Regions from separate parts of the Homo sapiens genome. Here region 2 is linked to region 1. Evidence: chromatin loops called from intact Hi-C (ENCODE). Cell type or tissue: mammary epithelial cell. All regions are shown on one strand. Links, peaks and the distances in the headings refer to the core of each region. The heading gives the core; the rest is flanking DNA. Region 1 holds the start of LOC107984872 (a long non-coding RNA gene). Region 2 overlaps PRKCZ (protein kinase C zeta).

The links. Peaks named below come from ENCODE experiments on the same cell type or tissue, not always from the same donor. Only the 100,000 strongest peaks of a DNase experiment are listed, where the experiment ranks them.
Region 2: a loop joins it to region 1, with 9 times the contacts of the local background. A loop is called at or near these places in 3 of 110 quality-filtered maps.

The regions. Positions count from the first base shown.
Region 1 is chr1:1,952,969-1,968,297 of GRCh38, reverse strand. It overlaps CFAP74 (cilia and flagella associated protein 74), which reads left to right. Exons shown (of 39, transcript NM_001304360.2): 12 at 1,772-1,927; 13 at 3,237-3,410; 14 at 4,431-4,549; 15 at 8,268-8,334; 16 at 9,089-9,178; 17 at 11,514-11,678; 18 at 12,448-12,607. LOC107984872 (a long non-coding RNA gene) reads right to left here and starts at 10,930. Exons shown (of 3, transcript XR_007065354.1): 1 at 10,145-10,930; 2 at 9,797-9,934; 3 at 9,268-9,396. RefSeq lists enhancers at 7,717-8,422, 9,368-10,007, 10,008-10,648. In mammary epithelial cell, for the core only: a CTCF peak has its summit at 8,079; a DNase peak (open chromatin) is centred at 8,077; H3K27me3 peaks cover 313 bases.
Region 2 is chr1:2,133,106-2,148,434 of GRCh38, reverse strand. It overlaps PRKCZ (protein kinase C zeta), which reads right to left. Exons shown (of 18, transcript NM_002744.6): 5 at 13,088-13,173; 6 at 4,094-4,225; 7 at 2,327-2,408. Among named protein-coding and RNA genes, the nearest start is that of PRKCZ-AS1, 43 kb to the left of the region's middle. RefSeq lists enhancers at 7,894-8,477, 10,573-11,521, 14,372-15,321 and a silencer at 14,818-15,329. In mammary epithelial cell, for the core only: a CTCF peak has its summit at 8,325 (motif pointing right); a DNase peak (open chromatin) is centred at 8,204; H3K27ac peaks cover 482 bases.

The DNA.
Region 1 (15,329 bases), core at 3,666-11,665:
TCAGCCGCCTGCCAGGGAGATGTGCACAGCCGTTCAGACCACATGCCTGGGATCACCCTGCTACAAAGCACTCCTGATAGCACCTAGAGGACAGCTTTCCTATCACTCATTCATTCACTCACTCATCCTTTATTCGTTCACTCACTCATTCTTTCTTCATTCATTCACTCACTCATTCTTCATTCATTCACTCATTCATTCACTCATTCACTCTTTACTCATTCACTCATTCATTCACTCACTCACTGATACACTTATTCATTCACTCATTCACTCATTCATTCACTCATTCGCTCACTCATTCACTCATTCATTCTTTACTCATTCACTCATTCACTCACTCACTGATTCACTCATTCATTCATTCACTCACACATTCACTTATTCACTCACTTACTCATTCACTCACTCACTCACATCCAGGGCCTGCTTGGTGTCCACTGCTGCTGCAGGCAACTGGCTTCAGTTGGGGGAATGTATTTCTAGTTTACCTTTCCCTAAAGGTGTGGGGTAGGGACGATGGTCCTCTCCTGAGTCTGGCACAGTGCTGCAGTCTCTGCCCTTGTGTACCCCAAAACCTGAAGGTCAAGGTCACTGCTGCAACCGATGCCCTGCTGGGAAAGAGAAAGCCTTGGGCTGCCTCAGCTTTGGCCTCCACAGGGTCTCTGCGGTGCCCTTCAGGGCACCAGAGAAGGTCCTTTCCTGCTACCCAGGCTCCCAGTGCCTGGGCTGAGCCTTTGCCCCATCCACCCCTCACTGCCCGTCTCACGCCGGGGCCTTTGCACCCGCCGATCCCTCCGCCAGGAGCACCCTGCTGCGCCTCCTTGCTCCAGAGAAGCCTCCCCTGCCCCCACCCCCACCCGTGAGCTGCTCCCTGCGATTTTCTGTGGCACCACCTGTGGCACTATACAGGTCACAGTAACAGCAATGCGCTGGCCCCGTCCAGACTTCCTGTCTGTCGCTCCATAGGACGGTCCCCAGGAAGAAGAACCCTGTCTACCCGGCCCAGTTCCCCCTTCTCCAGCAGGCCTGGGACAGAGCCAGAGCAGATAGGCAAGGCTCCGTCCCCAAACTCATTCTGAGGAAACCACCACAGCCATCCTCCTGGGGTCAGCCTGGGGCTTTTCCCGGGCATGGCTTATATCCACAGAAATGAGAACTGCGCCAGGCGCGGTGGCTCACACCTGTAATCCCAGTACTTTGGGAGGCTAGGGTGAGTGGATCATGAGATCAAGAGTTCGAGACCAGCCTGGCCAACATAGTGAAACCCCATCTCTACTAAAAATACAAAAAATTAGCTGGGTGTGGTGGCGGGCGCCTGCAATCCCAGCTACTCGGGAGGCTGAGGCAGGAGAATCATGTGAACCCGGGAGATAGAAGTTGCAGTGAGCTGAGATCGCGCTGCTACACTCTAGCCCAGGTGACAGTGCAAGACTGCGTCTCAAAAAAAAAAAAAAAAATGAGAACAGATGAGTGCCTGAGGATCGGCGCCAAGGATGCCAGTCCGTGAATTAGAACATTTTCCTATCAAAGGAAATATTTTGCAGACTCTTCTGAGCATTGTAGAAAAATATTTAATAATGTATTAAAATACTTATATTTCAAGTAGAAAAAGTTACAAAACCGTGTGCACCGCTATCTCCATGCAGAGTACGTGAGGCAGAAGAACGGGGGCAGGCAGCGGGCCATACCGGCGGGGGCTGGGCCGAGTTTCTCTTCCCTGTTCTCTGTCATGAGCGTGTCTTTGCGATGTTCCTCTCCCCGACTGCAGGACTACGAGGCTGCTGCAGGCCCCGGGCCCTCTCGGTTGCTGGAAGTCGTTTCCAGTGAGCTTATCCAGGGGGACCCCGGGGCCAGCTCAGAGGAGGAAACGTTAGCTGAGCCCGAGATCTCTGGGCTTTGGAATGAAGACTACAAGCCATACCAGGTATCAGCTCCTGCTCCTTTAGACGCTTGCAGACGGACCCCGGCCCTCTGTCGCCGGCTCGCCACCTCCCACGCCTGCCCCGGCCACACCAGCTGCTCTGAGGCTTCTCCTGGCTGTGCCTGCCATCTCCCGCCACCCTCTCCTGTGTGTGGACGCCCCCCGCCTCCCTCTCCACACTCATGCCTTTCCCTCTTCGCGGAGCCTGGAGGGCACCACGCGTGCTCGACGACCCCAAGCTCCCCCTGACAGACAGCTCGGTCACCATGGTGTAACGGGGAGGGACGGTGGGGCTCCAAAGCTGAAAGGCTGAGGGAATGACTCTGAGCTACTCCGTGTACTATTGGAGAAGCATCTTTCTAGAAGAAGCGTGCAAACTTTCTTTGACGGCCTTTTGTAAGAAACATGCCCCATCTGGCGCTGGGGTCCTTCTGCCTCTGAAAGAGCAGTTACAGCAAGACACGGTCTCTGCAGCAGTGTGGCTCAGGCTGTGGCCCTGTCCCACGTGGGAGGGCAATGCCCGCCGCCCGGTTTCTGTAAGCATTGGCCACCTCTACTGTCAGGGCAAAAGCCACCTGGTTCTGCTGGTTCTGGGGATGCCGGGCTGACCAGGGTGGTGAACAAGACAGGCCAGGCAGAGCCACCACCTGCCCACTGGGGACACCCAAGGGAGAAGGCTGCCTCTGGACAAGAGGAGGGTGCCAAGTGCCCCCCCCACCCCGGGAAGCCAGGGAGGAGGCTGCCCGGCTGCCGGGCATGGGCACCAGCAGGGACAGCCCACAGCCCAGAGCCAGGACCCACGCAGAGTCCAAGCAGCTTCTGAAGGGACAGTTCAGGACTCCAGTTCTGATCTTCCTGGTTGCTGGTGTTGGCCAGGGAAGCGGCTTTTCATCTGAGAAAGCCCAGTGTGTGCTGACACTGCCCGCTCGAGAAAACTGCTTCCTGCAGAACCTTTCAAAACCTTCCTCTTGTCCTGATTTAACAATCTGGAAAGTTCCCCCTCCACATCATTTCCCAGAAATCCACCTGAATCTGGAGCTGTCTGCTCTTGTTTCCTGGTTTCCTCTTTTTTGGAAGTGAGGGGTCCCTGCCTTGTCAATGGAGCAGAAAGTCAGTCGGTCCCCAGGGCCTTTCTGAGCAACTCAGAGCAACTCCCCGGGCCATGGGGCTCTTCCCAGCTCCAGCGCTGGTGGCAGCCGGTGGGGCTGGGCTGTCCGTGCTCTGCTAACCGCTACCCTCGCCTCCGAGCTGCCACCGGCGCCGCCCAGGTGGAGCCGCTAACAGCCCCAGCCTCTGTCTCTGTGACCCCCAGGTGCCCAAGGAGGACGTGGACCGAAAGCCCGTGGGCGGGACAAAGATGGACAAGGACATCCTGGAGCGCACGGTGGAGCGGCTGCGGAGCAGGGTGGTCCACAAGCAGGTGGTGTGGGGGCGTGAGTTCCAAGGACGCCCCTTCAACAGCAAACCGGAGCTCCTCCACTTCCAGGTGAGCCCGCAGCTGGGCCAGGAACGGGACGGGCAGCAGCACAGGACAGCAGGGGAGCCCTGCCGCAGCCCAACCCCTGACACCTTTTGCTTTTTTTTGAGATGGAGTCTCACTCTGTCGCCCAGGCTGGAGTGCAACGGCATAATCTCAGGTCACTGCAACCTCCGCCTCCTGGGTTCAAGCGATTCTCCTGCCTCAGCCTCCCGAGTAGCAGGGATTACAGGCGCCTGCCACCACGCCTGGCTAATTTTTGTATTTTTAGTAGAGACGGGGTTTCACCATGTAGGCCAGGCTGGTCTCGAACTCCTGACCTCAGGCGATCTGCCCGCCTCAGCCTCCCAAAGTGCTGGGATTGCAGGCATGAGCCACTGCGCCTGGCCTGCCTTTCGCTTTTTAACGCTGGAAAACCCGGGGGCTTCCTCAGGAGGCACAGGCCCAAGTGTGGACCTTCTCTTCCAGGAGGTGGAGGGAGAGGGCCCCATCCCCATGGAGGGCTGGACGCCAGTCTGAGCAATGGGGGTGCCGTGGCCCCGAAAGCCCTGTGCCACTTGGGGCAGTGGGGGTCCCCTGAACCTCGGGACAGGGATGTAGCAGGGACAGGGTGGGAACATGTGAGGCTGAGGTTGGTGCCTGGACGCCTCTGCCAAACTCTGCAAGACAGAGCAGGCTGTGGGCTCCTGTATTTGACCCCAGCTCAAGTCCATCCATGGAGTCAGGGACCCACCTTGGAACCCACAGTGTCTGAGCCTTTTCTCTTACTCCCACCTGCGGGCCCCAGCAAGGCCCTGTCCTGCCTCAAGTGGCGAAGGCTCTTATGTGACAGGTTCCACCCCCAGACCTGTCCTTCATGCACCCCAGGGGCCTTCTCGATTCTGGGAGAAACCTTGGAAATTGTTCCCTGGGAACCTCTCCCTAGTTGGCAAATGCTCACCAGCGGTTACCTTGAGGCAAAGCTGCCTCGGTGCTCACAGCACAGCCCCCTGTGACCCGCTCTGAAGCTGCTACCTCGGCCTTTCCCAGGACTTTGATATTGGCAAAGTGTACAAGAAAAAGATCACGTTGGTAAACACCACCTACACGATCAACTACTGCAAGCTGGTGGGCGTGGAGGAGCACCTCCGGGACTTCATCCACGTTGAGTAAGAGGACGGCTCAGACAGGGAGGGACGCGGTGCAGGGACAGCAGGAGGTTCATAGGTCCCTTCATGTTCAGAACGGCTGGAACAGGCTCTATATGGGCATAAGCCCTCAGGTCCGATTTTCACGAAGATTTTGTAGAGGGGGCTCCTCTGTCTTCTTGTGTCAAAGTCGTCCGAGACCGAGCCCATTTCCCTTCACGAATGGCTGGAACTTTGCCTGGCTGCCCAAGTTTCCTTTTGTTTTTCTTCGTTTTGTTTTGCTGCCTTTTTTTTTTTTTTTTTTTTTTTTTTTGAGATGGAGTCTTGCTCTGTCGCCCAGGCTGGAGTGCAAGTGCGATGGCGCGGTCTCAGCTCACTGCAACCTCTACCTCCTGGATTCAAGAGATTCTCCTGCCTCAGCCTCCCCAGTAGCTGGGATTACAGGCACCTGCCACTACGCCTGGCTAATTTTTATATTTTTAGTAGAGACCGGGTTTTACCATGTTGCCCAGGCTGGTCTCGAACTCCTGACCTCAGGCGGTCCACCTGCCTTGGCTTCCCAAAGTACTGGTATTACAGGCATGAGCCACCACACCTTGTCAGAGTTTCCTTTTGTATTGTTATGTTTTGATGTTGACCATTCTGATAAGTTTTCCCTGGCAATTAGCCAGTGTTTTCAGTGTCAAGGTGAAAGCTGTCTTCATTTCAGCACTGCCTCCCTGAATTAAGGCCGTGCTTTCACTCTGTAACAATGTTTCCATTTGCTTCCTTGCAGACTCCACTTACCTGTGTTTTGGATCCTCCTTGCTGGTCTTTGGTGTCTGATGTTTTCCTTCTGGTTGCCTTTAATGCTTTCTGCTTTCCTTTTCTTTGTTTTGTTTTTGACAGGGTCTTGCTCTGTCACCCAGACTGGAGTGCAGTGGCACGATCTCAGTTCACTGCAGCCTCAATTTCCCAGGCTCCAGCAATCCTCCTGCCTCAATCAGCCTCCTGAGTAACTGGGACCACAGCTGTGTGCCACCAAGCCCGGCTAATTTTTCTATTTTTTGTAGAGACAGGGTTTCACTGTGTTTCCCAGGCTGGTCTCAAACTCCTGAGCTCAAGTGATCCACCTGCCTCAGCCTCCCCAAGTGCTGGGATTACAGGTGTGAGCCCCTGTGCCTGGCCCATTTTCTTCTTTTCTCTTTTATTTTATTTTTCTTCATTTTTCCCTCTGACGGCCTTTTCCATGTTTTCTGCAATGTTTCTCTTTTCTTCTGCTCCTTAGTAACTTACTTTTTTTTTTTTTTTTTTGAGATGGAGTTTCACTCTTGTTGCCCAGGCTGGAGTATAGTGGCACAATCTCGGCTCCCTGCAACCTCTGCCTCCTGGGTTCAAGCGATTCTTCTGCCTCAGCCTCCTGAGTAGCTCGGATAACAGGCGCCTGCCACCACGTCCGGTTAATTTTTTGTATTTTAGTAGAGACGGGGTTTCACCATGTTGGCCAGGCTGGTCATGAACTCCTGACCTCAGGTGATCCGAGGCCCACCTCGGCCTCCCAAAATGCTAGGATTACAGGCGTGAGCCACAGCACCCAGCCTAACTTACTTTATTTTTAAGAAAGTTCTTTCTCTTCTACTTCCTGCTTCCTGCCAGTTTTCTCTTTGTGGACAGGTTTGTAGGTCCAGGATGGCTTTCGGATTCCCAGTTCAGGAGTTTCCACTCCCGCGAGCGTTGTGAAGTGCAGCTTCTCAAAAGAGGGTCAGCAAGGGCAGGATCCTCATTCCCCCCTTGCTGCCCAGGCTCCAGAGGGGCCTCCTCTTCTCCCACGAGGCATCTTCCTGAGGCTGCCCCCAGGGGCGCGTGGGCTCTGATGGCCCCTCCCTGAGATCAGCACTGACTCACTGGGACTTGGTATTTTCTTGTGGAGGCTGTGATGTTCTCTTTGGGGAGCTGATTTTAGGTCAGTCTTAGGGTCTTTGTTCCCGTCTCCTTCCTCTCTTCCCTGCAGTTTTTCAGACCTTCGTAGCTCTCTGTGAAGGCGGGCATGGAGAATGCATGCTGGAGGTTGGTGTTTACTTTTCACCTTATGGTTAATTTTAAGTCTGGAGGGTTCTGTGTCCTCTAGTCATGCTGAAGGCATGGGATTTCTGCAGCCCGCCTGTTTCTCTCATTGATCCATGTGGTTTCTGGAGGGCGCGTGCAGAGGTGGGTTTAGGTGGTCGCTGTGCTCTCAGCCACCGAGGCATTCCTCCCCACGCTGGGATGAGAACTTCTCATGGACGGTTATTTTCTCTCAACAGGTTGAGGCCACCACTCTCCTGCCCTCTGCCTCTTGTTGCTGGAGTGGGAGGTGGCCTCGGTCCAGGTGCTGGTTTTTTTGGAGGATACCTGGCTTTCCGCCTGCTTGCTCTGAGATTCTCTCATCCTTAATGTCCCGCAGCTCTGCTGTGCGTCTGGTGTGGGCTGATTTTTCTTAGACCTCACTGTGCTGTTGAATCTGAAGATTCAGATCTTTGAACAATTTTGGGAACTTCTCAGCCCCAGCTCCCCAGGCATCGCCCCTCCCCCATTCATTCTCCGGCTCTGCCCTCCTGCTCCTCCTTTTGAAACCTCCCCGTCGGGTTGGAAATTTCTTGTCTCTTTTTCGCATTGGGTGGTGCTCTAGGTGCTGCTCGGTTCACCACTTGTCCCCTTAGTGCTGCTAATCAACGGTTGAAATTGCTCAGTAAGTTTCTTACTCAGCTGCCCTGTCTCTCATTTCTAAAAATGCCAAGTTCTGTTTTGGATGAGTCTGCATTTCTTGACAGTGTCTTGTTCTTTTCTCACGTCTGGAATTCTCTATTTCTGTCTCTAACCATTTTATCTATACGTCCTCTAACATCCCCACTCCACGCTTCTGTCATCTGAAGGGTTTGGAGCTCGGCCCTGCACTCTGCTGCTGGTTTATGTGAGGCACGCACGTCCACCCTCTCGGATTCTGCTCCTCTCCCCGGCAGCTCCATCCCGGGCTCTGTGCAGTCGGCACCAAAGCATTTCCCTCCCAATTGGAGGAGCTTTGGGTTTGCTTCTGCTGGTGCCGTGGGAATGTTGCCAGCCAGGGACACATTTTACATTAAAATTTTAGCTTGTGCATTTCTAAACCAAGCACATTAGGTAAAATCCAACCTTGTGAAATCAGCCTGGCGTCAGGAATTCCTTGGGGAGATGCTCCCTCACCCTGATCTGGGCCAAGACAGACCAGCTCCCTCAAGTGGCCTGTGCAGTAGGGGCTATTTTTGTGGTTCTTTCCCTGAAAGGGGCTGAGAGGGTCCCGAGGGTCCCAGCTGTCTCAGGACTCCCAGTTCCAGCTCTCTTCCTGGCTCCTGCCCACAGCCCCCTGGTCCCATATTGGTATCAAAGCCCTAGAGCCCCGGTCCCAGGCCTGGCACCTGTGCCCAGGGGAACTGTGGCCCTCTCCGACCCATGGGGTCCCATTTCCTGGCAGTTGGCCTGGGGACTTGCCTCACGCCTTCAGTGATTAACTCCCTCACTCCACAAACGTTCGCACACACTGGAGCGCCCCCTGCCTGCCAGGTACTGGCGGCAGCAGGGAATGCAGCAGATCCAGCACTCCCCGGGGTGAAGGCGGCTGGGCAGGGGGCCAGGCCCGGGATGGGGAGGAGGCCAGGAGGCCCAGCCTGACTGTGCTCTGGGTGGTGAGGCGAGCGTCTGCCCTCCGCAGCACTAACCCCCGTGTGCTATGGGTCACGTCCTGCAGCTTTGACCCCCCTGGCCCCCTGTCAGCCGGAATGTCCTGTGAAGTGCTTGTCACCTTCAAGCCGATGGTGAGTCAGAGGGGCCCGTTCTCTCTCGAAGGGGAGGTGGTGGTGGGTGGAGCCTGTGATCGGGCATGGTGGCGCAGAACATGATGGGGGAAGGATGCACTTGGCCTCTCAGTGAGGATCACGCAGGCCCCTGTTTTGCTATTTTACTTCCAAAAATACACTCAACATATTCCTGAATGCTGGGCAGAACCGCGGCGCAGCTCCTCTGGGTTAGTGGCCGAGGGCGTGCACTCTCGGGTCTAAGTCGGGAGGGCTGGGATGTTCCAGGAAGCTAGTGTCCAGCCCTCCTGAGATGCCCTCTACTGACTCTTTCCCCTGGGGTCACCCGAGCTGGGCAGGTGGCAGGCGGCCCTGGCCCAGGTAGCCACGGCACATGTAACAGGCTAAAGTTACAGGAGGGAGGGGTGTGGTGGCTTATGCCTGTAATCCCAGCACTTTGGGAGGCCAAGGCAGGAGGGTCGCTTGAGCCCAGAAGTTCAAGACCAGCCTGGGCAACATGGCGAGACCCCGTCTCTACAAAAAATACAATTAGCCAGATATGGTGGCGCATGCCTGTAATCCCAGCTAGTGGAGAGGCTGAGGTGGGAGGATCGCTTGGACCCCAGGTGGGGGTGGGTGGAGGGGGGTTGCAGTGAATCGAGCAGGTGCCACTGCACCCCAGCCTGGCCAACAGAGCCAGACCCTGTCCAAAAAAAAAACAAAACACACAAAAGTTGCAGAAGTGTATTGTGGTGGGGGTTGTTTTATGTTTTAGATAAACAAGGATCTAGAAGGAAATATCTCATTTTTGGCTCAGACGGGCGAGTTTTCAGTTCCACTGAAATGTTCAACAAAGAAATGTTCGGTGAGTTCAAAGGTGTCCGAGCCAGCATTTCTCGGGGCATGCTGGCTGGGAACCCCAGTGGGGGACGGCATCTCCTGGGAGGGGGTGCAGGTTGGCGGGGGGACCAGGTGGAAGCTCCAATCTTCACCAGGGGCTGAGCCCCTTCTTCCAACAGCAGCTCAGGTGGGCCTGAGCCGAACCTTAGGTGGGGTCTCGAACGTGGGGCACTCGGACCAGTGCTGGAAAAATGAGACAAACCCTGCTCTGTGTGGAGCCCAGACTGCAGGGCCTGTGGCTCAGGAAAACTTAACATTCATCTGCAGCTCTTGGGGGGATCCCGCCTGATTCTTTTTAACTAAGAAAAATTTCAAGCATAGAGGAAAACAGAACAGCAGAACAAGGCTCCACGCGCTGCAACCCGGACCCCGCATCCTCCCAGACTCCACATTGTCGGCCTCGGACACCTTTGCTTGGTCCATCAACTGCTATATCTGTTGTTGCTGATCCATTTCAAAGTACATTAGTAAAATGTCAACACTCCACCCTCAGAAACTTCAGCATGCATCTCCAGTAAACCAGGAACCCACACATCATTGTCCCCCCGGCCCCCGCCGAGTAATTGGTCAGCTCGCACCGCACCTGCCACACAGCAAACGGCTCCTGGCTCAGCCGCGAGTGTGAAGCCCTCTGCGGCCAGCCCCGTCCAGGCTGGACTCCAGAGTGGCAGCTACGGCAGCACGAGCATCTCCCAGAGGACAGTGGGGACGTCATTATCTCCTAAGAATTCTCAGGTCAAGGCAAGTCTCACAGCCTGAGCCTGCGTCAGCGGGGCAGGAAGAGGCCCATTCTTACACTAGAGGAGGAACAAGCCGGGGCAGGCGAAGGGCAGAGGCGCGCTATGTCCCCCACCCCAGGAAGATCAGCAGACGCCCTCATGGTCACCCGTGATCCAGGCCACGCTGGCCCCAAGCCACCTTTGATGAGCACCTGTGTAACTTTCTCTGTCGCGTGCTTCCTCCTTCACCGCGTGTCGCCGTGGAGAGGGGTTGGGATGAGAGTCACCGATGGTGGCAGAGAGAGAAGTGTTTTCCTCTCAGTTTCTTCATAGGCTCACCAGTGTTTGAGTATTTGGTGTGTTCCAGTCACTTTAGTCTCCCTTCCTCTTGGCACTCAAGTGGCCCCGCTTGGGTTCATGCAGGGACCACTGCCGTCCTAGGGCACCCGAGCAGCTCCTTGCCCTGTGGCTGCCGCCTTCTCCTCAGAGCGGTCACGGTTGGGCCGGCACTCGGCTGTGCGGGCTCTTGGTGAGCCAAGACTCAGGCCCAGGACACCGAGCACCAGGGCCAGGGGCAGCAGGAAGTCCCCCGCCCCCCCGCAGACAGCCAGGCTCCGGCTCCCTCCTGCTCAGCCTGGGAGCCCGGCAGGAGTCTGGTACTGGCCTGCTCCACTCCGGATCAGCATCATGGAGCACGTGCCCGGCGAGGCCCCAGGTGTCCTGGCCAGAGCTGCCCCGGCCTCTCCCGCATTTGGTCTTTGCAGTGTCAAGTGCTCCTCTGTGACAGGAGCACCGAGACCCTCGGCTCCCCTGAGCAGGGGCTTGCTTCTCCCAGGGGAGCGTCCAGGCTGGGGACTGTAAAAACAGTAAAACCCCATCTGAACAAGGGGAGAACAGGACCCAGGCGGTGCAGGCGGGAAGGAGGCGGCCTCCCTTGGCTGGACCCCGACCGCCCTCTGCGAACCACGTCCATTTGCGTCGGTGGCCCCTGGTCCTGCCCCTGGAGCAGGAGCACAGAGTGGGGAGCCCCTGGGCCTCCAAACTCAGAGCCCAGAAAAGCCTCCCGAGGAGGGGCCATTGGGCAGAGCCGAGGTATGGCCCGGGCCTGCATCCTTAGCCAGCACCAGAGCTTCTGTGGCCTGTGGCCCACAGCGGGCATGGTGAGGCACCCCCATGGAGGGCGTGCTCCCGTTCTGGAAGGATGCTCCCTGGGTCCCTGTATCCAGAGTCCAGCTGACCTCACCCAGGAATGACACCATCCATCCTCAGGACCTCCAAAGCCCCGTGTCCAGGCTCCTTGTTTAGGCCCTGCATCCGGGCCCTGCGTCCTCTCACTGAACCCTTGTTACTCCGTGGCGAGGGGGCTCCTGCCTTGATGTTCTTAAAACCAGACTCGCGTGCCACACCTTGTCATGAGCAATACACACCTGATTTCTGGGTTGAATCGTGTACCTGCTTGTGCAGTGCACAACGCGCACAAATGCTCAGGGCAGCCCTGCCTGGAGCCACGTGCAGGCCTCACGCTGGGCACCCTGTGGGCCTGGCACGGTGGCCCTGAGTTCACTCCATGTCCTCTGGCAGCTGTCCCTCGACAAGGAGCTCATTGACTTCGGCAGCTACGTGGTAGGAGAGACCACGTCTCGGACCATCACGCTGACCAACGTTGGGGGCTTGGGCACGACTTTCAAGTTCCTGCCAGCTTCAGAGCCCTGTGAGATGGACGACTCCCAGTCTGCCCTGAAATTAGTGAGTGTGCCACTCAGCCATGGGGGAGTGTGGGGACCTGCCCCCCAAATCCAGTCCCATGTGGGTGAACAGAGGTGACAACATGAGGGTATCAACAGTGGGCCTGGGAGAAGGAGGGCAGTGTGGGGGCCTCCTCAAATCAGCCTAAGCAGAAGAGACCAGCTTCTTCTGTAGGACACCTGCAGTCACCTGGCCTCAGGGGCAGCAGCAGCAGGACACTCCCTTTCTCAGGCACGTAGCAGCAGGGGTGCTGGCCAGCAGCTCCAGGCCCGAGGGCCCCAGGAGACCCAGCCTCCCCCGACGCATCTCTGAAGCCCCAGGTGTGGGGGTGGGAGGACTGGACAGGTGCACTCCATGGCCACAGCTGCACCTGTTCCAAGTGTGAGCGCGTCTTGTCCTGTCACGGGTATGGGTGTCCCAAGGCTCAGGTGGAGAGAAGCCTCAGCCTCTAGCCAGCCAAGGAGGAAGGAGGGTTGGACCAAGAGGAAGATGTGGCTCACACTCCCAGGCTGGGGCAGCACAGCCATGCCCACCCGGCCTGGAGTGAGGGAGGCTGAGGGGTGACTCTGAGTCTCTGGGTGAGCTGCTGCTGTGATCCCACAACCAGGATGGGTGAGACGAGAGCAGGCAGCCGAGGAGGCAGCTGAGGGGCCACGCTGGAGCCAGGGTCCAGCCCCCAACACGGCCTGTCCTCATGGGAGTTCCGGCAGCTGACTGGGAAAAGGAGGTGGGAAACCTCCCAAGCCAGGATGTTGATTCTCCTCTCTAGAGCAGTCTCCTGACCTACGAAGATAAAAGCTTGTATGACAAAGCCGCCACCAGCTTCTCTGAGCAGCAGCTAGAGGGCACGGAGTCCTCCCAGGCGGACATGCAGAGCCGGAAGGAGCTGGAGAAGCTGGACAAGGAGCAGGAGGAGGAGCAGCCCGCAGGTGAGCCAGGCTGCCAGGCCAAGCCAGGGTGGGCGGGCGGTGAGGGCCTCAGGGCAGCATTCCAGGGGGCTGAGGGGCCCAGGGGAGGGCTGGAAAGTAGAGAATTTTCCTAGGCCTTCGATGTTAAGTGACGGTTAAGCAAGAAAATATTCTTATGTGCCACTAAGTGTTGTTTTTGGAGTGGACGAAAATGTACATTCACGTTGACGCTAACCGAAGACTTGAAGGCACCTCCAGCATTGGCCCAGCAGGCCCAGCACGGGCGGAGCCGCACAGGGCGGGGAAGAGGCTCTGCGGTGCCCCCTGGAGGGGCCGGGCTGCGGGGGGCTTCTGTCTAGCTCTGCAGCTGTGGCTGTTGTTAGACGCGCACCAGCGGGGAGAGGTGCCGAGAAACGGGCGGGCCCTGCCCTCCCCATGCCTCCTGCCCTGCAGCCCGCCGCCATCGGGAATCGCTTGCGTCTCCTCCTTGCTTCTCTTGATCGTTTTCCCACATACGCATCGAGATCCAGAAACCTCCGTCCTCCTCCTGTCTGTCTTCGCGTGGTGCGCGTTCCGCACGCCCTGCAGCTCAGCGCGGAGCTGGGCCGGTTCTCCACAGCCTGTGTGAGCCGCACTTCCGGTGTGAGCCGCACTTCCGGTGTGAGCCGCACTTCCGGTGTGAGCCGCACTTCCTGTCCTCACCACTGCGTGGCGTTTCCTTTCCTGAGAGAGCCTCGGGTTCTAGATCCGTCCTTCTGCCAGTGCACACTTGGGAGCGTTCGTGGTACACACTGTTGCGAAGGCCGTTCTGCACTGCCCCTTGGCCTGTGTGTGAGTTCCCACAGGGCACCTGGCTGGGGCTCATGCCTGCATCACAGGGCATAGCCAGCCTCACTGGCATCAGCTAATACCAAAGTGAGTTCTTTTTATGTTGAGACAGGGTCTCTGTCGCCTAGGCTGGAGTGCAGTGGTGCAGTCACAGCTCACTGCAGCCTCGACCTCCCGGGCTCAAGCAATCCTCCTGCCTCAGCTCCTGAGTAGCTGGAACTACAGGCACGCACCACCGCACCTGGCTAGTTTTTGTATTTTTTTGTAGACACAGGGTTTCGCCATGTTTCCCAGGCTGGTGTGGAACTCCTGAACTCAGGCTGTCTGCCCACCTCAGCCTCCCAAGGTGCTGGATTACAGGCATGAGCCACCTCGCCTAGCCCACCGAGTTCTTTTTCAAAGTGGTTGTGCAAGTTTACACTCCCACCAACAGTGTACAAGACTGTGCTGTCCAGCGTGGCTGTCACTGCCACATCTGGCTATTTAAACTTAAATTGATCCAAATTAAATAATAGTGAAAATTCAGGTCCTCCTCCACAAGGGCCACATTTCACATGCTCCATAGCGACCTGTGGGCAACGGCTGCCCTACTGGACAGCCCAGAAGCCCAGCTCTGCCTGGTCACAGAGGGTCCTACGGGGCCACACTGGGCTTGAGGGCCTTGCTTCACATCCGCAGGAGCACGAGGTCACACGGCCCGGGGCTGCTTGTCTGGGGGGCCTGCACCACGGTCTGCTGTTGAGATGTTGCTTTTTGGTTTCCCAGATCACCAGTGAGATTGCGTGTCTTTCCCTGGGCCCATTTACAAGTTGTATCTTCTTTGGTGTGACATCTCTGTTTAAGGCTATCCCTTGTTCTTCTGTGGGATTGTCTGTCTTCTTCTCATTCATTCATAGGAGCTCTTCATGCACCCAGATTCCAGCCCTCCTCCCTGAGGAATGTTGCAGGTGCTGCCTCCGAGTCTGTGGCTGGGCCTTCCTCTCCCTTTATGACGTCTTTTCTCAAATCAAAGTTCTTCAGTCCAGTCTTTGCATATTTACCAGTCATTTCTATTGGAATTTGTTTTTTATGATTTTTAGGCAATTTTTTTCTCCTCCAGGGTCATAAAGACATAGGACATCGCTTTTGTGTTGAGGTGTATGATCCACCTCAAATTCACTCCTGCTTGTGGTGGAAGTCAGGGCTGAGGCTCATTTCCCCTGGTGCGTGTTTGTGTATTCCACGGCACAAGTGGACTCTGCTATCCCATTCGATCCATTCGTTGTCCGTGTCAAAAATCAATTGACCATCCAGGCACAGTGGCTCATGCCTGTAATCCCAGAACTTTGGGAGGCCGAGGCAGGAGGATCACTTGAGGTCAAGAGTTTGAGACCAGCCTGGCCAACATGGTGAAACCCCATTTCTACTAAAAATACAAAAAATTAGCCAGGCGTGGTGGCGGGCGCCTGTAATCCCAGCTACTTGGGTGGCTGAGGCAAGAGAATTGCTTGAACCCGGGAGGCGGAGGTTGCAGTGAGCTGAGATCGCGCCATTGCACTCCAGCCTGGCCTATAAGAGTAAAATACTGTCTCAAAAAAAAAAAAAAAAGCAAGTCAATTGACCATATAAGCATGAGCTTATATAGTTCTCGCCTCTTTTTTCTGATTAATTGATCCATTTAATTATTCTTATGCCAGAGCCATTGTCTTGGTTATCATGGACTCAGACAAAGCCTTGAAGCCAGGTAGTGTAAGTCACCCAACTTTGTTCTTTTTTTTCCACAATATTTGCATTAGGGCCTCAGGATAGTTTAGGTCCTTTACATTTCCACATAAACTGTAGAATCAGCTTTTTTATTTCTACCAAAAAAGCATAGCATGAATCTGATTGGCATAGCATTGAATCTATAGATCAATTTGGGGAGAACTGACATCTT
Region 2 (15,329 bases), core at 3,686-11,685, 180 kb before region 1:
ATAGATGGAGAGGTTAGTGGACAATAGATGGATGGATAGACGGAGAGGTCAGTGGACAATAGGTGGATAGATGGAGAGGTCAGTGGACAGTGGATGGACAGATGGAGAGGTCAGTGGACAATAGATGGATGGATAGATGGAGAGGTCAGTGGACAATAGATGGATAGATGGAGAGGTCAGTGGACAACAGATAGATGGATAGACGGAGAGGTCAGTGGACAACAGACGGAAAGATGGAGAGGTCAGTGGACAACAGACAGATGGGTGGACAGGTCAGTGGACAACAGACAGATGGATAGATGGAGACGTCAGTGGACAATAGATGGATGGATAGATGGAGAGGTCAGTAGACAATAGATGGATGGATAGATGGAGAGGTCAGTGGACAGTGGATGGATAGATGGAGAGGTCAGTGGACAATAGATGGATGGATAGATGGAGAGGTCAGTGGACAATAGATGGATAGATGGAGAGGTCAGTGGACAATAGATAGATGGATAGACGGAGAGGTCAGTGGACAACAGACGGAAAGATGGAGAGGTCAGTGGACTACAGACAGATGGGTGGACAGGTCAGTGGACAACAGATAGATGGACAGATGGAGACGTCAGTGGACAATAGATGGATGGATAGATGGAGAGGTCAGTGGACAATGGATGGATAGATGGAGAGGTCAGTGGACAGTGGATGGATAGATGGAGAGGTCAGTGGACAACAGACAGATGGGTGGACAGGTCAGTGGACAACAGATAGATGGACAGATGGAGACGTCAGTGGACAATAGATGGATGGATAGATGGAGAGGTCAGTGGACAATAGCTGGATAGATGGAAAGGTCAGTGGACAATAGACGGAAAGATGGAGAGGTCAGTGGACAACAGACAGATGGGTGGAGAGGTCAGTGGACAACAGATAGATGAACAGATGGAGACGTCAGTGGACAACAGATGTGTGGATAGATGGAGACGTCAGTGGACAAGATAGATGGATAGATGGAGAGGTCAGTGGACAACAGATAGATGGAAGGAGAGGTCAGTGAACAATAGATGGATAGATAGAGAGGTCAGTGGACAATAGATGGATAGATGGAGAGGTCAGTGGACAACAGATGGAAAGATGGAGAGGTCAGTGGACAACAGATAGATGGGTGGAGAGGTCAGTGGACAACAGACAGATGGATAGATGGAGACGTCAGTGGACAAAAGATGGATGGATAGATGGAGAGGTCAGTGGACAATAGACGGTTGGATGGAGAGGTCAGTGGACAATAGACGGATAGACGGAGAGGTCAGTGGACAATAGATGGATAGATGGAGAGGTCAGTGGACAATAGATACATGGATAGATGGAGAGGTCAGTGGACAACAGATGAACGAATGGAAGATAGCTGGAGGATGGGTGGGTGGAGGATGGCTGGCTGGCTGGCTGGATGACGAGATGGATGGATCGTGGATAGATGGATAGGTGGTGGATGGATGGAGAATGGGCGGGTGGAGGATGGCTGGTTGGCTGGATGAGGGCTGGTTGGTTGGCTAGGTGGGTGAATGGATGATGTACGGATGAATATCTGTATAGAGGATAGGTGGGTGGAGGAGCAGGTGGGCAGGCAGTTGTTTGTGAGGCATCTCTTTTGCGTGAGGCACTGTGTGAACTAAGTGCTTTATGTTCTGTGGTCTCATAAGTGCTTTATGTTCTGTGGTCTCCCAATGAGACAGAACTCACATGCATCAAGTGAAAGTGAGGCTCTCACACCCCCGTGCAGAGGTGCAGGTGTGGAGGCTCAAACCTGGGCTGTAAGTCCAACTGGTGTTTGAGATCTCTCTCTGAATGCTTCTTAGCAATAAAACAAGTCCTTCCCCACAACAAACAAAACCTCACAAAAATCCAAGGACCATGCCACTGCCACGCTGTGTGTGCAGCAGCCACCTCGCCAGGCTTTCCCCAGATAGGGCTCAGCTCTGTGCAGCAGCCAGATTGTGGGAGGTGCCCGGCCATGGTGGCTGCTGCACTAAGTGCCTTCGAGAACTCCCGGAGCTGGTTAGAGGAAGAGGCTCTGCACCCCTGGGCAACCACAACAGCACTTCACGGAGGCATCCCTGCCCAGCAGCCTCCAGGGAGGGCCAGCTCACCCTGCTCATCTCTGCCGGGGATTGAGAGGAGGCCCTGGAGAGCCTCATCCCCAGCCCCAGGGAAGGGTGGCCAGGCTTGAAGACAATGACCCCTGCAGAGCAGATGGGACTGAGAAAGGACTCGTGGCTAGAAGGCAGAGGTGAGCAGGGTGAGGTGATGCCCAGGCTCTACCCGGCCGGAAGAAAGCAGCGCCTACTTCCATCTGTCTCCTCGGAAGGAAGGTCGGCGTCCTCGTTCTTGTCGTCTACTGGAGGCTCTTGGGAAGGCATGACAGAATCCTGCCGGAGAGACACAGAGATGGCAGCATGACCAAGTGCTAGAGCAGGTGTTACAATGTAGCTTCTGTAAACACTTTGTGACTTTTTAAAATTAAGAACTTTTTTTTACAGACAGGGTCACAGTCTGTCATCATCCAGGCTGGAGAGCAGTGGCGCGATCACGGCTCACTGCAGCTTCAACCTCCTGAGCTCGAGCAATCCTCCCGCCTCAGCTTCCAGAGCAGCGGGCACTACAGGTGCGCACCACCATGCCTGGCTAATTTTTGTATTTTTTTTGTAGAGATGGGGTCTCACCATATTGCTCAGGCTGGTCTTGAACTCCTGGCCTCAAGTGATCTTCCCACCTTGGCCTCCCAAAGTGTTGGGATTACAGGTGTGAGCCTCTGCACCTGGCCACTTCAAGACTATTTATGATTTACATATTTACACATTACAATGGGTATACTGTAATATAGTATATAAAAATCTAATTGTTATGCTATTTTACTGAATTAGATAAAGAACATAAACATTACCTATGATTCTGCAGACGGAGGTGGCCACTCGGTACTGCAGGCCATGACCTTTCCACCAAGTGCTTTATACAACGGGATATTTTGCACAATGCTTGGTCATCTCCCCTGTCCCAAAGCTGCATCCTGTCAGTAACCAAGCATCAGGGGGCCATTCTAAGGGCCTCTGGGTTCCGCCTGCAGATATGTCATAATGGAGCCACCAGTACTGGTGGTCAGCTGGGTGGCAGGCTCTGGCCTCCCTCCGCCTCTAGCTGACCACATTTCTGGGGCCGGTCTCATTTGCTTACGCTAAAGTGGACCTATGAGGTCAAAGGGCATTACAGGCTTTTTGGCAGATGCAGCTGAAGGACCTCTGGAAGGACTGTGCCAACGCATGCACCAGCCTGCGTGGTCCCCCATCCCTGTGGCTGGTGATCCTGGGGTGACACCCTGATCCAGACTCTGTCTTTATCCCGTAACAGAGGAGAGGGCACGTCACTGCCACAGGCGCCTTTCCTCCCATGCCACAGCAAGATGCAGACAAGCCACCCTCCCCAGACACACCCACTGCACGCTGCAGCAGGGCCCAGGGAGTTGAATGTTCAGTCCAGGCCTCACCCCCGTGGTTCAGTGGGATGCAGGGGGCCACACGGAAATGCCAGAGGCAGCCTTCAATAAGCAAAAGTCAATAAGGCCCCCAAAGGCCTGGATGCTTCAAGTCCAAGCACTCGGGGATGGCGGAGGGAAGGTGCCGCCCTCATCACAGGCTGGGCATGGCTTCCCAGGGGGGATGCCAGGGAGAGGCTCCAGATGTTCGGAGCCTCAGCGTGCCCAATGCTACTAGGTCAGACCTGGCTTTCACCTCCACAGTCCTTAAGAGCTGGTTCAAGACTGGGGTATGAATGAACCTTACCTCCGACCCACTGAGCAGAGCGTACCACGTCCTACCTGAGCCTGCTGCCTGAGCCTCATGCCCCAATGAGCAGAGTGTGCCGGGGGCTTGTGGGGGCTCAGGAAGATGGGTCCTATCCAAGACTGCCGCCTGAGTCTCACGCTGCAGCCCAGAGCTAGGACGGCACCACGGCCCCTCTTGAAGAACCCAGGGTCACCAAGGTCTGCTTGGACAATGGGCTGGCTGCCACGCCCCGACCCCGCCCGTGCCCCCCGGGCCTCCCCAGCCCTGCCACTCACCATATGCTTCCTGCAGGTCAGCGGGACGAGGCCGTGGCAGCGCTTATGGACCAGCAGTTTGCAGTTGATGCACCTGTAGCCTTGCCTCGCGAGGCCCCATATCCTCTCGCTGCACTGACCGCAGTACGCTCTCTGCAGGTGGGAACAGAGCGTCAGGCCCAGGCCACACTGAGGGGCCAGCGGAGAGGACAGGCAGGGCCTTCCACACCTATACCTTCTCAAAAGAGGACACTGAGCCGGGCAACAGGTGGCCCCGGCACCTTGTCCCTTCCGGGCGCCAGGCTTGCCCAAGCTTGAGAGCCTCCTCTTGGGTCTATCCCAAGGTTGGGGGAACCAGTGGCCCCAAGGAGAGGCCTGGAACCCTGCTCTGCATGAGGGGACACAGGGGAGGTGCCATCGGGCAGGGGTGACGAGGTGCTGCTTCAGGCAAGGCCCCGTGGCTTGCAGGGGCTGGGGGGCTGCAGCTCCTGCTGCGCTCTGCGTAGAGCAGCCTGGGGTCCCGTCTAGGGCTAAGCAGAGTGTGTGGGGGTACCCCCTGCCTGACCTTCATTCAAACAGAACCTCCTCCTGACAGCCTCAGAGAAGGGGAACTCGGACTCATGAACATCTTGAACTGCTACATGGCAGCCTGCAATTATCTTAGTATTCTTTGTTCAGTATTTTTCAAGATTTTAAATGATCCTTCTTTATTCTTCATGGTTCTGAACAATTCCAAAATGATGGTAATTATCAGCTTGTTTGGCGATGTTTTCATGAACGTTTAAATGTTACAAAAGGCATGAGAATGAATGTTGTCGGGACCTGCTTGGACATTTTCTGCCTTGCCTAAGTGCCCAAAGTGTTCCTGGGAGTAAAGGGGTGCATCTGCACTGTCACCATGTGCCCAGAGCCTCCAATTCAGATTCTTTCCAGACACAGCCCTTTCATATGCTTTTCCCTCTTTTACCATTTTTCACAAATTTCCTTCCTATTACAGAGCTCACCTCACACCTGAGTTAAGACGAGGAAATATAGGCCGGGCGTGGTGGCTCACGCCTGTAATCCCAGCACTTGGGGAGGCCGAGGCGGGTGGATCAGGAGGTCAGGAGATTGAGACCATCCTGGCTAACACGGTGAAACCCCGTCTCTACTACAAAATACAAAAAATTAGCCAGGTGTGGTGGCGGGCACCTGTAGTCCCAGGTACTCGGGAGGCTGAGGCAGGAGAATGGCGTGAACCCCGGAGGCGGAGCTTGCAGTGAGCCGAGATTGCGTCACTGCACTCCAGCCTGGGCGACAGAGTGAGACTCCATCTCAAAAAAAAAAAAAAAAAAAAAGAAGAGGAAATACAGTGTACTGTGAACCGCCTGCACTGAATTCACGTGAGGAAACGGGACTGAAGAGAAAATACAGCACTGAGTTCACGTGAGGAACCGGGACCCTCAGCACATGTGGGCATCAGGTGCGGCTGAGCAAAGGGGGTCCAGACCCTCTACGGGACTCTCCTGCTCATCAGAAGAGCCTGCTCGGGACGTCAGGGCCCGGGGACCCTCCCCCCGCCCACACAGCCCACTTGTTTGGGTGGGGCCGGATGACCAGCACCTAGGACAGTGCCCAGCACACAGTGGGCATCGGGTAAGAAAACACACATGCATCATCGCTTTCAACTTCGTCACAGGAAAAAGGAGCCGACTCCACATCCTCTGCACATGCTACCTACATCAGCCCAGCCATGACAGAGCCACACCAGGACCGTGGGCTCTATTCGAAGGAGGGATGGGTGAGAGGGGGCATCCCACCCAAGACCTCTGATTCCGGGCCAATCTAGCTTAATGCCGGCATTGGGAGTTTTGCCCCAGTCGGCACCTGCTGGATGTGTGGACCCTGGATTGAAAGGAGGCGCTTCGGCTGCTGGATGTGTGGACCCTGGATTGAAAGGAGGCGCTTCGGCTGCTAGATGCCTGGACCCTGGATTGAAAGGAGGGCGCTTCGGCTGCTGGATGTGTGGACCCTGGATTGAAAGGAGGCGCTTCGGCTGCTGGATGCCTGGACCCTAGAGTGAAAGGAGGCGCTTCGGCTGCTGGATGTGTGGACCCTGGATTGAAAGGAGGCGCTTCGGCTGCTGGATGTGTGGACCCTGGAGTGAAAGGAGGCGCTTCGGCTGCTGGATGTGTGGACCCTGGAGTGAAAGGAGGCGCTTCGGCTGCTGGATGTGTGGACCCTGGAGAGAAAGGAGGCGCTTCGGCTGTTGGATGTGTGGACCCTGGAGTGAAAGGAGGCGCTTCGGCTGCTGGATGTGTGGACCCTGGATTGAAAGGAGGCGCTTCGGCTGCTGGATGTGTGGACCCTGGAGTGAAAAGAGGCGCTTCGGCTGCTGGATGTGTGGACCCTGGAGTGAAAGGAGGCGCTTCGGCTGCTGGATGTGTGGACCCTGGAGTGAAAGGAGGCGCTTCGGCTGCTGGATGCCTGGACCCTGGAGTGAAAGGAGGCACTTTGGCTGTGCAGACCTGCTCCATTCTCCTCCGCGTCCACAGCGCAGAAGAACACCAGCTTCCATTTCTAAAACCATTATTTAAAAGTCAAGTTCTTTTGGTATAATGTGCCTAATGTGTTTGGCTTTCTCTAGGTCACCATTTAACATCTTACTCTGCAACACTACGGTCCTAGTTAAGACCAAATTCACAGCCACCAGGTATCTTTACAAATTAACCAAGATTGGCCAGGCGCAGTGGCTCATGCCTGTAATCCCAGCACTTTGGGAGGCCAAGGCGGGCGGATCACTTGCGGTCAGGAGTTCGAGATCAGCCTGACCAACATGGAGAAACCCCATCTCCACTAAAAGTACAAAAATTAGCTGGGCGTGGTGGCGCACATCTGTAATCCCAGCTACTCGGGAGGCTGAAGCAGGAGAATCACTTGAACCCAGGAGGCAGAGGTTGCAGTGAGTCAAGATCACGCCACTGCACTCCAGCCTGGGCAACAGAGTGAGACTGTGTCTCAAAAAAAAAAAAAAAAAAGAAAAAGAAAAACAAACAAACAAACAAAAAACAAATTGACCAAGGTTCCTTTCCGTGGGGAGCCACCCTTACCTGGGGTCAGGCCAGGACATCTGCTGACAAGGGCAGTGTGAATCTGCCAAGGGTTGGCACCCACCACAGAGACCTCACGTGTGTGCTTTGTAAGTGAGGCTGCCCAAGCTCTGTCAAAAGCTCTTGTTTCAAATCTATATTTGAATAGTAACATTTCAGGAAATGTGACATTAAAAAAATAAAACCTAAACCCCAAGTTTCCATTCTCAGAAACTCAGAGGAATTCATAGATTAATGGGTAAAAACGTTTTAAGTACGTCTTACATGCTGCCAACTTGTTCCTTGCTCATATTCCCTCCCTCCGACAGCCTCGCGCCTCGCTCTGTTCCCCAGGCTGGAGTGCAGTGGTACGATCTTGGCTCACTGCAGCCTCCGCCTCCTGGGTTCAAGCGATTCTCCTGTCTCAGCCTCCTGAGTAGCTGGGATTATAGGCACCTGCCACCACGTCCGGCTGATTTTTTATTTTTAGTAGAGACAAAGTTTCGCCATGTTGGCCAGGCTCGTCTCGAACCCCTGACCTCAGGTGATCTGCCCGCTCCAGCCTCCCAAAGTGCTGGGATTACAGGTGTGAGCTACTGCACCTGGCCTCCCTGCTCACATTTTCTTTCTTTTTTTTTGAGACGGAGTCTCACTCTGTCACCCAAGCTGGAGTACAGTGGCATGTTCTCAGCTCACTGAAACCTCCAGCTCCCTGGTTCAAGCCATTCCCCTGCCTCAGCCTACCGAGTACCTGGGATTACAGGCACCCACCACCACGCCTGGCTAAATTTTTGTTGTATTTTTAGTAGAGACAGTGTTTCACTATGTTGACCAGGCTGGTCTCGAACTCCTGACCTCAGGCACTCCGCCTGCCTCGGCCTCCCAAAGTGCTGGGATTACATGCGTGAGCCACCGCGCCCGGCCTCCTGCTCATATTTTCAATCGCCCATTTTCATGTTTTAGACCTGTCACACCCTTACCTATTCTGATGGTTGGAGCCTCTGTCTGGGCTTTTACCAGCTTGGACTCAGGATATCCTGCTTCCCACTGTGTTTTGTGGTTTTCCATTGCGAGCTCAGATGCCTGATTTATTTATCATCAGGAATTCTTTGATGCTGGCTTGAAAAGGAATTGCATTGGCCTCTGCCAGCCACCTGAGGGCACTGCTTGGACCAAATCTGACAGGCACTGCTGCTCATGGATGGCATCTTCTGATCTCCCTTCCCCACCCTCACTCTCTATAGCCTCTTCTCCAGGGACCCAAGTGGTCACTCCTCTGTCCACTCATGATAAAGGCCAAAGTCTTGGGCCATCCACCCAGCTGTCCCTGCGGCACTTGTGCCCTATGTGCCACCAGCAGAGGGCTCTCCAGCAGCCACAGCTCAGAGACGTGGCCCTACCATGGTTTATACCCCACGTGGTGGAGTGGGTTGTTCACAGCAAAGGGAGTAGCTAACTCCAGACACGATTCCCACTCTTGCTTGTAAAAATAATGCTGAGCTGATCTTCCCCATACACAAACCTCCGAATGACGGGTGATTTCTTTTGAAGAGAGGCAGGATGGGAACATCGCTGCACATTTCTGCGTGATTTCCAGAGAGTAGGGTCCATGCCTGTCCCACATCCCCAGGGTTGGCAGACCCCATGACAGCAACCCTGGGCTTTAATTACTTTTTTGTTGTTTTGTTTTTGTTTTGTGTTGTTTTGAGACAGAGTCCTGCTCTGTCGCCCAGGCTGGAGTGCAGTGGTGCCATCTCGGCTCACTACAACCTCTGCCTCCCGGGTTCAAGCAATTCTCTGCCTCAGCCTCCCGAGTAGCTGGGATTAGAGGAACCCACCACCACGCCTGGCTACTTTTTTTGTATTTTTAGTAGACACGGGGTTTCACCAACTTGGCCAGGCTGGTCTTGAACTGCTGACCTCGTGATCCACCCACCTCGGCCTCCCAAAGTGCTGGAATTACAGGCGTGAGCCACCACGCCCGGCCGGCTTTAATTACTTTTAACATCTTTGATGTTGACAGAGAAAATGTCTTGTGTTTCCCTGATCACCTGTGGAGGTCATGCTGTCCTCATCTCTAAACAATTACAGTCTTACTTCATTAACCATTCACACCGGTTCTCAGCTTCTCGGTCCCAGCATTTACCAAAAGCCTTTGTGTAGGAGCTCTTCAATTCTAAGTGTGAGATGTCTGGATCTCTTCTGGGTTTTACGTGCTACAAACCCCTTTCCTGTATGTTTTTTGCATTTAATTTGGAAACTGAAAAAATCTGAAAATTCTGTGTGGCTGAGTCTAAAGACCCTCTGGTCCTCACTGCCCGGTTTTTCTCCAGAGATCTGCACAGCTTCTAGGTTTCTTCTTTTTATTTATTTGAGACGGAGTCTCACTCTGTCGCCCAGTGGCACAATCTCAGCTCACCGCAACCCCCGCCTCCTGGGTTCAAGTGATTCTCCTGCCTCAGACTCCTGAGTAGCTGGGATTACAGGCACGTGCCACCACGCCTGGCTAATTTTTGTATTTTTAGTACAGATGGGTTTCACCATGTTGGCCAGATGGATCTTGAACTCCTGGCCTCAAGCGATCACCCATCTCGGCCTCCCAAAGTGCTGGGATTACAGGCGTGAGCCACTGCGCCGGGCCCTGTGATTTTTTTTTAACCTCAATCCACCTGCCGTTTACTGTGATGGGAGCCAGCAGCCTGGATTCCTACCCACCTCACCCCCCATTCCTGGGCTGATAATTAACCAATCACCTCCTCAGGATTTACTGGAGGATCCCTTCCCTCCTCTGCAAGAAGTGCTCAGCCCTGGGCCAGCTCTGACCCAGCAGTTCTGTTCCACTGAGTGGGCTTCCCTGCCACCCCCGGCACCATCCTTCATGGAGGAGGCAGCCCCTCCTCACCTCCTTCTTCAGAACCTCGCTGGCTCTCTCCCTTTGGCTCCCCCACTGAACGCTTCCTTCTCAAAGTCCAAGGGCAGTGCTTTCAAGTGCACAGAAAGAGCTGGGCGGGGAGCCCAGTCCCCAGCGACGGATGCCCACTCTTTCATCCTCGCTTCACCAACAAAGAGGACGGAAAAGTCTCTCTTCTCCTGGGTGCTTGTTCCCCTTTAAGTCTTACTGATTCACACAAAACCAAGTGCTTTCCTCCTGAAATGCCCCTTTTAAGTGACAGCAGAGGTGATCTGAGTGGTCCTGCAATTAACATGAAGTGAGCACTACATGGAGCGGCTCTGAGGTCCGGACAGAGAACGTTACGAGCAGGTGGCGAGATCAGAGCCCGGGCACAATTAGGCGGGAATCGGACAGGCTGAACTGCAGGGCAGCCGCCCTCCCTGAGCAGTCAGGTTGCAGGCTTTCGGGCCACTCTCGCCTTGGCCTCTGTGTTTGTGAAACTGGCTCGTTCACACGCCCAGAAGGGCTGTACCTCCACAGCAGAGCGGGGCTGTGGTGGGTCCACCTGCCACCCTTTCCTCCAGTGTCTGCAGGAAGGAAAGGAAAAGCTTTTGCTCACTGGTGGTGGTGGGGAGGGGGAGGGTCACTTATGGTCTGCACCTGCCATCGGCAGAATGGACTTTTCTCCTCAAAGCTGCACAGTGAGAGGCCACACCCTGTGCTGCCCGGAGCCCTGGCCCATGTCACTGGGTGGGTAGGGTTCACTCTGGGCTAATCCGTCATGCAGAATGACAGAAGAGACAGATACAGAGGAGGCCATGTGGAGACGGAAACAGAGGTGAGTGGTTCCTCTGCCAGCACAGGAACAAGGCTGCCCGCAGCTACCAGTGGCTGCGGGGGAAGGAGGGCGCAGCCCTGCGGCACTGTAATGGGTCACACCAGGCGCCGACTTGACTGGGTTGAAGGATGCCTAGAGAACTGGTGAAGTATTGCATCTGGGTGTGTCTATGAGGGCGCTGCCCTGAGACTGGTATTTGAGTCAGTGGACTGGGAGGGCAAGACCCACCCTCAATGTGGGTGGGCGGTGGCGTCCAATCAGCTGCCAGTGCGGCTGGGGCAAAGCAGGCGGAAGCAGGTGGGAGAAGCAGTTTTCCTGGGTCTTCTGGCTTTCATCTTTCTCCCATGCTGGATGCTTCCTGCCACTCGTCCTACCCTGGGACATCAGATTCCAGGTTCTTGGGCCTTTAGACTCCGGGACTTATTAGTGGTTTGCCGGGGGCTCTGGAGCCTCTGGCAGAGGCTGAAGGCTGCACTGTCGGCTTCCCTGCTTCTGAGGCTTTTGGACTCGGAGTGAGCCACTGCTGGCTTCTTTCTTCCCCAGCCTGCAGCTGGCCTATCGTAAGACTTCGTCTTGTGCGCCCGAGGGCCAGTTCTCCCTAATCAACTCCCTTTCATGTACATGCATCCCATTGGTACCATCCCTCTGGAGAACCCTGACTCATAAAGACACCTTCGTTTTGGACTTCCAGCCCCAGACTGCCGGAGAGCAAGTTTCCATTGTTTAAGCTGCCAGTTAGTGGTGCTGTGTTCTGCAGCCCCAGAAGACTCACAACGTGTGTCCTCAGAAAAGGCGGCCAGGGTGGGCTGGGGTGCGGACGGGATCTCTGTGCTGCAACACTCCCTGGCACCATACTCCACAGATATTCCCAATGTGGCCACCTCCAGCCACACTCTCCTGAGTCCCAGCCTGAGCCAAACTGCCTGTTCACCCACACCCACCTGCCCTAAGCACACAGCCGCCTAGGCTCCCCATTTCCTGGTGTCCCCAACCTCGTCCTCAGGGCCTCCCAGACACTGGCTGGACTCTCCCGTGCCTGCCACATCCTCGGTGCTCCTGGCATCTCCTCTGCACTGACCTCCCAGGCAGTATGATCAGATGCCTCCTCCTCCAGGAAGTCCTCTGGGCTCTCCAGGCAATGTCCAGGTCTTCCTAGTGCTGACCTGCTCATCTCCTGGAGCCTAGTTCCCACCACACCCCTCTTCAGTCACTCAGGAGCTTGTCCTGCATCCTCACCTGTGTTAGCCCCAAGAGGAATGGGAGTCCAGACCCACTCTTGCCACATGACAGGGACCGAGCACACGCAGGGGCAGGAGGAGTGGCTCACATGAACAGAACTTCCTGATGGTCTAGAGGGCAGACCATGGGAGTAGAAGGAGGGGCAGGTGACTTGAGGCCGCTCCAGGAGACAGAGGTGCCGTACACCCAGCGGAGGTTGACACGTGAGGCCACGTGGCAGGTGAGTGTGGAATGCAAAGGTAGCCCCAGGGCCACCGCTCCTGTGAGGGGCTGTCAGGGGCTCTGTGTGGAGTCCCGCAGTGGGGACAGGCCCTGTATACTTCCACGCACCCCCAAGACACTCCCTGTGTGGGACCAACTCCAGGGCCACCAAGGCACACCCAGACACCTCCCCTTCCACTGTGAAACAGAACAATTACAAAAGCATCTGAATCACCCATTTCATAGGAACTAGAAAAGCATCATAAAGAGAAACAAGGAAAATAAGCTAAGTGTCCTCTGGAAAGGGCCCCCGTGGGTGGCCGCTGGGAAGACAGAGGCCCAAGCAGGGATGGGGCTGAAGGAGCTTCCAGGGTTCACGGAGACTCTTAGCTACTAGGCAACACTGTGTGCGGCTGAAAACACACACCCTGGCGCTACATGCGGATGGAATGCGGCCGCCCCACTCTGGATGCAGGCAGGCTGGGGCCTCAGGCCAGTGAGCCCTGAGCCCTGATAAGAGTCACACAGCCAGGCAGACACAGACAGCATTCACTGGGCAGCCACCACGCAGGGAAAGGCCCGGAGGGCACTTCCCGCCTCAGACAGCCCTAGTCAAAGCCTCATCCTGCACCAGAGAAAGCATTTCTGTAACCTTGCCCTCGGGCGCCAAAAAGAGCCCAGCCTGGGCTCAGCGGGACGTGCCTCCCCTCCTCTCTCTTTGCTTTTAAAAGTAACAAAAGGCCCCTTGAGGGACTAGTCCCAAGGGGGCCACTCACCCTGTTAAAGCGCTTGGCTTGGAAGAGGTGGCCGTTGGCACGGTACAGCTTCCTCCATCTTCTGGCTCCCCGGCGGTAGATAGATTCTGGAAAGGATATGAGAAAGGTGTAAAGAAACAGCGTGGCAGCCACGAGCCCACGCAGGGTGCAGCTGCGACAGGCCACTCCCGTCCAGGTGGTGGCGGCCGCAGCGTCCTCCCAGGCAGGGAAGGCAGGGCTGGAATGACGGCCTCCCGGAGGCCTCTCTCTGCCCCTCCTCACATGATCCTCATGGTGTCACGGCCTCGGCGGCTGGAGACAGAGGCCCAGGTGTGGATGGAGCCAGGTGTCCTCGCAGGGCGGACAGGATCCACCACGGGACGGCCGCTTGCTGACAGTGGAGCCGTGAAGTCACCCCAGGCCAACGCAGGCCGGGTCCGTCTGTCCCCTGCCTGTTTTCCTTTCCACCCCCCTCCTCCCCAGGCAGCCCTGTGAAAAACAGGCCTTTTTTTCCGCACAGGGATAGTTCAAACGGGCCTCAATATTTACACATGACTGTCAGAGGAGGAAGAGTGGACGCCACAGTGGAGCCTGGGCCAGGCTAAGGTGCAGAGCGCCACTGACTTCACTTCAACAACTCGCCAGACGCAAGCGGCGCGAGGCCCCGGGCTCTCCAGTCGAGTTTCCTTTAACCTAATAAATCTCAGGGCAGGAGAGCCAAACCGACCGTGCACCCGTTTCCATTCGCAAGTTACCAAAAACATCATCTTTATAACATGCATTTGACAGTCCAGCCCATGCGGACTGTGCCTCTTATGAGAAAGGCGGCACCAAGCCTGTAACCAGACGGCTGGTCTTGTCCTTCCTCAACACCGTGTCCCACTTTGCTCCTCCAAAACTCTTTGAAACGGATGTGTGTGTAAACAGAATCTTCAGAAACGGAACGTACAATGGGAAGCTTTGTGCTTTTATAAAATTCCATCATAAAAGCGACTTTCATGAACCAAATGAAAGTGCCACAAATATACTGAAGTGGAAATTGTAACGGAATGTTTTTAAAACAAGCAAATGACTAGCCCTGACTGGAAACTGCTGAAATCAGGCCACACGGATGGTAAAACCTGCTCCTCTTCCTTTAAATGGAAGATTCAGAGCGAAACCAAGAAGTCAGGGGTCCTCCAGGAGCGCAGGTCAAAGAGGCCTCACGGCAGCGGGCGGCTCAGCCCACCCAGCCCTCCCAGGATGCGGCTTGGGGTTTGACAGAGGCCTGGTGACACCAAAGGCCCCTCCGGCCACAGACGCGACTCCCAGCAAGCCCGAGGCCAGGCTGGGGTCGTGCAGCCTGTGCCCCCTCCACACTCCACCCACCTGGGCGCCAGGCCTGGGCTCCACAAGAGGCGCAGACCCCCAGGGGCGGCCACACTTTCGGCCCCTGTGCCCCTCAGCCCTGAGGGGGTCGGGTGACCCCTCATGTGGCTCTACCCACGAAGACAGGGCGCATCCTGCCCTAACCAGCCTACGGCAGGTCCTGGCTCCAGGAGTCCGTAGGCCTGACTTGTCCCCTCGGGGGATGCTCTGCCTGCCCAACAACCCTCTCTGAAGAGAGAAAGAAAGAGAAGGGTGTGAAGCGGCGGAGACGGAGGTACTGTGGGCCACAGAGAAAGTGGCGCACAGCTGAGGGGCCGAGTCGAGGGACAGACGCGCAGCCGGGGGCGGAACCGAGGGACGGACGCACAGCCGGGGGCGGAGCCGAGGGATGAGCGCACAGCCGGGGGCGGAGTCAAAAATGGACGCACAGTGCGGGGCGGAGCCAAGGGACGGATGCACAGCTGGGGGGGGTGGAACCAAGGGGCGGGCGCACAGCTGGGGAGGGGGGTGGAACCAAGGGGCGGGCGCACAGCTGGGGGTAGAGCTGAGGGAAGGACGCACAGCTTGGGGACTGAGCTGAGGAACGGACGCGCAGCTGGGGGTGGAGCTGAGGGCCAGACGCACAGCCGAGGGGGCGGAGCCGAGGGAACCGACGAGCAACTGGGGGCGGAGCCGAGGGACGAACGTGCAGCTGCGGGCGGAGCCGCAGGGCGGTCACACAGCTGTGGGGCGGAGCCGAGGGACGGCCGCGCAGCTGGGGGGCGGAGCTGAGGGACTGACGCACAGCTGGGGGTCGAAGCTGGCTGGAGCGGGGACACACAGGACCCACCCCCAGTGCGCCTGGGAAACCCTGAAAATGCGCCAACTGGACATCCTTCGAGTTCAATCAGTAAAG